Regions from separate parts of the Homo sapiens genome. Here region 1 is linked to region 2. Evidence: read pairs that join two places in POLR2A ChIA-PET (ENCODE). Cell type or tissue: B cell. All regions are shown on one strand. Each heading gives the region's core, and the rest is flanking DNA. Links, peaks and the distances in the headings are about the cores only.

Region 1 (4,380 bases), core at 284-4,283, 120 kb after region 2:
CGACTTAGAGGAAACAAATCAGTTATTAAAATATCAGTGAGACCCACAGCCACATCTAAAAATTATCCAGGAGGAATATGAATCCCATAGCAACTCATCTGTATCCATGACAACTATTGTTCTCAAAATTACTAATACATTCACACAAATATTAACCCAAACAATTAAAAGTTCAGGAACTATTTTTGGTTTTTCAATATTTTGAAGTGGCTGCATGAAGAATTTTTAAATAATATAACCACATTAAAACTGAAAAGCCAATCTGAGTTGCTTCTTGGGCATTTGAACTTGGAACAGACCAACAAGGGGAGAAAAACCATTGGCAACTGAATAAATGAATGCAAAAATCCCTGCTCCCTGGTCCCCGAAGCTGGCCTGGTTTGTGCCTCCCAAGATCTGGTTGTCCCACTTTCCCTCTTCTTCTCCGAGCTGGTCTTGTCCTTCCAAGAAGTTGCACTTTGCTTACGTTGGCTGGAGTTGGGGTTACTGCTGCTGGCACTCAGCAAGCCCCACACGGGAAGCATCCGCGGGGGTTGCAGTGGAGCCTGATGAAGCAACCGTGAATGGCACTGAGCATACAGGCAGCGTGGCTCCTTCTCACCTTCGAAAGGAGAGAGAGACACTGGAAGGACCAAGCCGTGGTGTTTGCGATGCACTGTGTAGGGCCTGGCACAGAGAAGAAGCTCTCACGCCCTGCCCCCAACAGCAGGTGCATTAGAGGCAGGAGCAGGCTCAGGCTGGGCCTCTACTCTCCATGGGGTGCCTCTCCCCGGGCTCCAGGAAGGCCTGCACATACGGCTCAGCGCACTCATCCGTGGGCACCGTGCCTGCTCACTGAGGTCCCCTGTGTTGAGAATTTCTAGGCATATGCAGATTTAAGTGGCTGAAATGCAAGCACCATGTCATGACGAAGCTGGGACGCAGCTGGGCAGACCTCCCCGTGACAGCAGGAGCTGGGGAAGCCCCGGTGAGCATGTTTAGTGTAAGGAAGGTGAATGCTGCCTCCGCATGCACAGCGAGAGGGCATGAAGGTGAGCGTGGGGGCAGCGTCCCGCTTGTTGGTCCCGCTTGGATAACGCAGAAGCGTGGAAGCAGGTCCGGGCATGCTGGCAGCCATGTGGGAGTTTCTGGGCAGATGTGGTGCTGAGTGCCGGCCTGGGGTGGCCTCGATTCTCTCCCTGCAGCCTTTGCAGTGGCCATCCCTTCTCTCCCCAATCACAGAGGAAGAAAAGGAGGCTCATTTATGCCTTCAACTCTGTTCATCCGTCAATTTGCTGAGTGCCTAGGAGGCCTGGCGCATAAAATATCAAATAAGACAAAGACCTGCCCCAGCGGAGTTACATCCTCATGGGAGCAACAGTGAGTGAGCAAGATCCCCAGGCACGTGGGACGCACCCGGGAGGAGGCAGATGGGATGCCTGCCGGAGAGGATGTGGAGCTGTGGCTGCGGCTGCTTTGGGGCCCCCAGGTTTGATGATTCCCCAGGAAGAGTCACTGGGTCCAGCACAGAGCCACCCTCAGAGCTAAGCTACATTCAGCAAAAGGACGCAGAGCGAGATCAGCCACGCGAAGAGGTGTCTGGGCTGTCCGGAGGGCCCCAGGCAGGAGCTTCTGGAGTCCTCACCAGGGAAGACGGACAGGACGGACTTAATTCTCCCCTAAACCAGCCGCAACACTGAACCAGTGTGACGTGTTCTGTACCAGAGGAGCTCACTAGCAACTCAGTGCCCAAGGGTTTATTGGGAGCTGTTCACATAGGCACCTGATACCCAGCACGTGGCCCAATTCCAGACTCGCAGCAGGAGGGAGAGCAGGCGTTCCGCATGAAAGCAGCTTACAGTGACACCAGCTGGTGCTGGGAAAACACCAGGTAGGACCTGGCAGCCAGTCCTGATAAAAATGCAAACATAATAGGCATAGAGAGAACCTTCCCATACCTCAGAGCATCTGCCTGGAACTTCCGAGAATCATGGTGAAGGTTTGAAGAGATGATCCGCAGAAGCCCTTGGCCAAGCGCTGGAACCCAGTAAGGGCTTGGTGGCTTTCAGGACCTCTCAAGTCACCTCCCAGCCCACCCCGTCCCTCCACCACCGTCTCCCACCTGCATCTCCCCGGACTGCCTCCTATTTAACCCCTGCTCCCCTCCAGCCGCCTGCTCAGTCTGTCCTCACAGCAGCTGTGGGATGCATTTAAAAGGTCAGCGAGGGCCGGGCGCGGTGGCTCACGCCTGTAACCCCAGCACTTTGGGAGGCCAAGGTGGGCAGATCACCTGATGTCAGGGGTTCGAGAGCAGCCTGGCCAACATGGCGACATCCCATTTCTGCTAAAAATACAAAAATTAGCTGGGCATGGTGGCAGACACCTGTAATCCCAGTTACTCAGGCTGAGGCAGGAGAATCACTTGAACCAGGAGACAGAGGTTGCAGTGAGCTGAGATTGCGCCATGGCACTCCATCCTGAATGACAGAGCAAGACTCTGTCTCAATATAAAATAAAATAAAATAAAATAAAATGTCGGCCAGGTCACTGCCTGCTGAAGCCTGCAGTGGTCTCATTTCCAGGCTCCCAATGCCCCTGCCCTGCTGTGGACCCAACTTCCTTGCAGGCCTCTGCCTAGATGATCAAGGCCAGCGTGGGCGTCCAGCCACCGCTGCCTTCTGAGTTCCTCTTCCGACGCGCAAAGTGTTCGCATTTCAATGAGCTTGTCTCTTCCTCCCACCCGCTGCAAGGCGAGCCCCACGGGAAGGGGATTTTCTTTGCTAGGTGCACCTGTGTGCATGCAGGTGCCGGCGGTATTCTCATCTGTAAAGTGAGCACCAGGCTCCTGTCCCCTCGAGAACCTTCACACCATCCCCCAGGTGTGTCCTCCCTCAAGCGAGTCTCTGTCCCTGCCCCAGCAGCACAAGGAAAGCAGCACCTTCCTGCTCTCCTCCCCCTTCTCCGCGAAGCTCTTGACCCTGCTGCCAGAACAACGGGAGAGGACAAAGCCCTCGAGCCCCAGCTGGCACTCACCTGATGCCTCGGTGGCATCGTCAAATTCCACCTGGAAGAGGTAGCCAGTGTTCCAGATGTACAGGCAGGATGCCGCTTCATAGGAGACCCTGAGTGGCTTCAGCTGGGGGTCATAGACGCTGTCCCTCCACTGGATGTTAATAGGAGACTGCCGGGTGCCCCCTGGCACGGAGACCGGGACCGTCCAGAGTGGGTGCACTGCAGGGAGAGAGACGGAGACCCTGAGTGAGGCATGAGCTTCATCCTGTGTCTTGGACGGACAGGGCAGAAACCCGGCCGCACGAGACCCCTCACGTCCTGGCTCATGGGAAACTGACCCACGGGAAACGGGCGCGTGGGGGCCCCTGCGCAGCGACGCACGCCCACAGGGTACTCGCCTGCTCCTCTCCTTTCTGCACCACTCGGGGACTTTCTTTCCCACCCGGAAGCAACTCCCTCTGGGCCCATGCCACCTGTGTTGATGGGTTTTTGACTTTTGTGTTGCCCTCGTCACAGAGTAGCCACAGGAAGTCTGGATAGACCTTGGGGAGGGCAGGTGGGTGGAGGAGGGCGCTGTGGGGAAGGCAGGCTGAGTGCAGTGGGGCTCTTGTCTCTCGGGAAGGGCTTGAAACTTCCCTTCCCACTCCCAGGTACCCCACCTAGTGGTCCTGTGGAAACTGGAGCTGCTTTGGAAGCCCAACTCTCCAAGCCCTCTGGCAAGGAGGAAATGAGACCCCAGTGTGGAGAAAATTAAGCAGAGTGGCAGCCCCTCTACCTACTTCCTCGAGGCTCATTTCAAACTGCTTTGATTGTCATTTTTAAAGTAAGAGCCATTAATCGAAAACAGTTCAGAGGTCAGGAACAGTGGCTCACGCCTGTAATCCCAGCATTTTCGGAAGCAAGGTGGGTGGATCACTTGAGGTCAGGAGTTTGAGACCAGCCTGACCAACATGGCAAAACCCCATCATTATTGAAAATATAAAAATCAGCTGGGTGTGGTGGCGGGCGCCTGTAATCCCAGGTACTCAGGAGGCTGAGGCAGGAGAATGGCGTGAACCCAGGAGGCAGAGGTGGTAGTGAGCCGAGATCGCGCCACTGCACTCCAGCCTGGGGGACAGAGACTCTGCCTCAAAAAAAAAAAAAAAAAAATGCAGAAAAGCTTATGAGTGAAGAAGCAGCTGTCCCATGATTGCACCCCCTGGTGTGTGTCTGCCCCACCTGTTCTCTGTGCAATAACCTCATGCTAAGAGAAAGCTGGATCTTTTATTTTTATTTTTCCTTAAGAGACAGGATCCTCGGGATATCCTGCTCTTGAAACCTTAGAGCACTTCCAAATACAGAGTCCCCTTGCTTGGGGATGTCACCCCAGAGGCCTGGCGTGTCCTGTGG
Region 2 (4,322 bases), core at 1-4,000:
GAGGATGGTGAGCCCCAGATTACTAAATCTTTCATTTTTTTAAAAGGAAGTAAAAAATGTGTTTTTCTTTTTTAAATGTGAAATTGGCCGGGTGCACCTTGACCTCCAAAACTGCTGGGATTACAGGCATGAGCCATCACACCTGGTCAGGAATCTGTTTTTTAAAAGATTTTAAACAATGTTCTTTATCTTGATAGGGATTCGGGTTAACAAGTGTATGTGTCTGGCAAAACTCATGAAGTGGTGCCTCGTAGGTAGTTTGCTTCAGTGTATGTGACTGTACACAAAGAAGAAAGAAGGAAGGGGTGGAAGGAAAGGAGAAAGGGAAAGAGAGGACCATAAACCAATGCTGAACACTAGTTGAAGCCCAAGTCCAGTATGATTTCCAGAGGTTTCCCTAACACCCGCTATCCCATAACTCAACCATTTTACCATGTCCTGTGCCACTGGTATTCTTTTTTTTTTGAGACAGAATCTCGCTCTGTCACCCAGGCTGGGGTGCAGTGGCATGATTTTGGATCAACGTTGTCAGCGGGGTCCCCGCAGGAGATCTGAGCACAAGTTCCTTCTGGGAGCAGGGAGGTGCATAGGCACCTGGATCATCATTTCCGCTTCTGGGGTGGCAATTCTCCTAGAACCTGTTCACAGCTGTGGCATTCGTGTCCTGGAACTGCTATCATTAGCTTCCACAAAACAGGTGGCTCTAACAACAGAAACTGAGGGTCCTGCAATCCTGGAGAACTAAAGTCCAAAATCAAGTTGTCAGCAGGGCCTGCTCCCTCCAGAGGCTCTAGAGGAGGCTCCTTCCTTCCTCTTCCGGCTCCTGGTGGCCCCCAGAGTCCCTTGGTGCCTGGCTGCATCGCTCCAATCCCTGCCTTCCCCCTCACACAGTCTCTCCTCTGTGTCTGTGTCCAAATTTCCCCCTTCTTATAAGGACACCTGGCATTGGGTTCAGGGACGGCCCCTCGGTAAGTATGACTCATCTTAGATAATCACATCCGCAAAGACCCTGTTTCCAAACAGAGTCACATTCACAGATACCGGGGTTAGGACTCGAGCATATTGTAGGCTGCAACTCACCCACACAGCTGTAGAGAAGCACAGCCACTCCCAAACCATGGGCAGGGGCAGCAGCGTGCACACTGAGCACTCTTTCGTTTTTTTTTTTCTTTTGAGACAGTCTTGCTCTATTGCCCAGGTTGGAGTGCAGTGGCATGATCTCAGCTCACCACAACCTCCGCCTCCTGGGTTCAAGTGATTCTCCTGCCTCAGCTTCCCAAGTAACTGGGACTGCAGGCACGCACCACTACACCCAGCTAATTTTTGTATTTTTAGTAGAGACGGGGTTTCACTATGTTGGCCAGGCTGATCGCGAACTCCTGACCTCACGATCCACCTGCCTTGGCCTCCCAGTGTGCTGGGATTACAGGCGTGAGCCACTGCGCCCGGCCAGCGCTCTGTTCTTTCTCCAATGGCCCCACTGCAATTCCCTGGACAAGAGAGCCCCTGAAGCAGGCTGTAGGGCTCAGGCCGCGGCACAGAGATGGGCAGAGGGAGCCCAACAGCTGTGAGTGGGAGGGGGCAGCTCTGCCCCACACACCCCTCCCTCAGAAGAGCCAGAAGAGAGAAAATGGTCTCCTCCCACGTGGGGTCTTTGAAGCAGCCCACAGGTGCTGGTGACTCTGGCCGCAGCGTGGTTGCCTGCAGGACTGTCCCCAGGCCCTGGAGACCCACCTTCTCCTCTCAGCCAGCACCCTCGGCTTTGCCCAACCACAGTAAAGCTCCAAATTCCCCAATTCTCTGAGTACTTTGATGCAAAACTGCCAAATGGGGAAGTGATTCTGCTGAGGTAATGAGCACCTGGGGCTGGGACGGAGCAGCATAGAGGGATGGGTGTGATCGGGGGGGCCCCTGCACCCCACTGCAGCCCCAGGTGGACCTTGGGTGGCAGCAGAGCCTCTTCTGCTGCAGGAAGAAGTCAGGTCCTTTCACCTAAAACCTGTCATGAGCTCGGGCGGCTCCAGTGCTGGGCGCCGATTAGAAAACAAGCCAGGGAAGGCCAGGTGCAGTGGCTCACGCTTGTAATCCCAACGCTTTGGGAGGCCGAGGTGGGCAGATCACCTGAAGTCAGGAGTTCGAGACCAGCCTGGCCAACATGGTGAAGCCCCCATCTCTACTAAAAATGCAAAAATTAGCCAGGCATGGTAGCACACGCCTGTAGTCTCAGCTACTCAGAAGACTGAGGCAGGAGAATTGCTTAAGCCCGAGAGGCGGAGGTTGCAGTGAGCAGAGATCACACCATGCACTCCAGCCTGGGCAACAGAGTGAGACTCCAACTCAAAAAAAAAAAAAAAAAAAAAAGAGGGATTGAGACCCTAACGTAAAACCCAAAACTATCAAAACCCTGGAAGACAACCTAGGCAATACCATCCTGGACCCAGGAACGGGCAGAGATTTCATGAAGACGACGCCAAAAGCAATTGCAACAAAGCAAAAATTGACAAGTGGGATCTAATTAAACTTAGATCCTGCTGCAAGTACTTCCTCCCGGGCCCATCTATTCATTTTCCCCATGTTTTCCCAACTCACTCATCACCTGGTCTCTGCTGCCTCTTGCTTCGAAGGCTCCAATCACACAGCGGCAGCTTGTCAATCCGACTCTTACCCTATGGATTCTCAGCCCGGAGCGGAGCAGCCCAGGCGGGCATGTGTGCAGGACTCAGAGAAGAGCTCTGTAGGAGGGTTTTGCACAGCAAAAGAAACTATCAACAGAGTAAACACACAACCTACAGAATAGGAGAAAATATGTGCAAATTATGCATCTGACAAAGGTCTAAAATGCAGCATCTATAAGGAACTTAAACAAATATAGAAGAAGAAAACAACCCCATTTAAAAGTGGGGAAAGTACATGAACAGACACTTTCCCAAAGAAGACATACATGCAGCCAACAAACATAAGAAAAAAAACTCAATATCACTGTTAGAGAAATGCAAATCAAAACCACAATGAGATACCATCTCACACCAGTCAGAATGGCTATTATTGTTATTTTTTTTGAGACTGAGTCTTGCTCTGTTGCCAGGCTGGAGTGCAGTGGTGCAGTCTTGGCTCACTGCAACCTCTGCCTCCTAGGTTCAAACGATTCTGCTGCCTCAGCCTCCCAAGTAGCTGGGACTACAGGCACCTGCCACCACACCCGGCTAATTTTTTGTGTTTTTAGTAGAGACGGGGTTTCACCGTGTTAGCCAGGATGGTCTCGATCTCCTGACCTCATGATCTGCCCGCCTCAGCCTCCTAAAGTGCTGGGATTACAGGTGTGAGCCACCGCACCCGGCCCTAGAGAGTTATTTATAAGTGCACAGTGATAATGAATGTTCAGTCACATCAAACGTTACATTGTCTTTACATCTTCTCATAGGGAACGTTGAAACATTTTGCGATAGCTTGAATTCAAACCATCGCACTCACAGCACCGCTACATGTCTCCAGCCTCACCTGGGGAGTGAGCAAATGCCAGACACCCTCCTACGGAGCTATTCTCTGAACCCTCCACACAGGCCCGGCTGGGCTGCTCCGCTCCGGGCCGAGAGAGTGATTGATAAGCTGCCGCTGTGTGATTGCAGCCTTTGAAGCAAGAGGCAGCAGAGACCAGGTGATGAGTGAGTTGGGAAAACATGGGGAAAATGAACGGATGGGCCCGGGAGGAAGCACTTGCCGCAGGAAGCCACCCCCAGCCCAGGCTGCTGGGGCCTGAGACACTGAACAGAGCTGCTGTTTGCCAAGCATTCTGGTTACACTTTTGTTGTGGGATCTGTTACCTGGGGGCGGTTGCCTGGCTACTGCCAAGACAGGAACATGTGTCCCTTGTGACATCTGGACCTGAGCCATCTCAGTGTGGAAGTCATGGCCAGAGAGGTTTCTGGAACCTGAGACCTTGACTATTACCCTACCCTATCTCTCTTTCTCCTGGCGACCTGGAATCCCAGGTTGCAAAGGGTCTTACAGGTGTCTAACCCAAACCCATGGCCTCTACTAAACTTTGACTCTGCTCTGTGGCCCCCAGCGGCGGCCCCAAGGTCTCCTTCCATCCTCACCCATCCTTGGTTGGTGAACACGAACCCTCTCATAGACCCACAGGGAAAGCCTTGTAGGTCCTGCAGCGGCTGCTCCCAAGACAGTCTTTGGGTTTTCTTGACACTGTTTTCTTCTCCTCCAAAGAGATTCCCCCTTAGACCGGGCATGGTGGCTCACACCTGTAATCCCAGCACTTTGGGAGGCCGAGGCGGTGGATCACTTAAGGTCAGCAGTTTGAGACCAGC

What was found. Peaks named below come from ENCODE experiments on the same cell type or tissue, not always from the same donor. Only the 100,000 strongest peaks of a DNase experiment are listed, where the experiment ranks them.
Region 1: POLR2A ChIA-PET joins it to region 2 with 6 read pairs; 3 of 35 experiments call an interaction of 5 or more read pairs at or near these places.

The regions. Positions count from the first base shown.
Region 1 is chr16:87,923,736-87,928,115 of GRCh38, forward strand. It overlaps CA5A (carbonic anhydrase 5A), which reads right to left. Exons shown (of 7, transcript NM_001739.2): 2 at 3,013-3,210. Among named protein-coding and RNA genes, the nearest start is that of CA5A, 11 kb to the right of the region's middle. RefSeq lists an enhancer at 868-1,107. In B cell, for the core only: a CTCF peak has its summit at 849; DNase peaks (open chromatin) are centred at 906, 1,806, 2,726 and 3,509; H3K4me3 peaks cover 255 bases.
Region 2 is chr16:87,808,704-87,813,025 of GRCh38, forward strand. No RefSeq gene overlaps it. Among named protein-coding and RNA genes, the nearest start is that of MIR6775, 24 kb to the right of the region's middle. RefSeq lists enhancers at 763-822, 1,493-1,672. In B cell, for the core only: no CTCF peak of the experiment used is centred there; DNase peaks (open chromatin) are centred at 1,018 and 1,848; H3K4me3 peaks cover 518 bases; H3K27ac peaks cover 1,745 bases.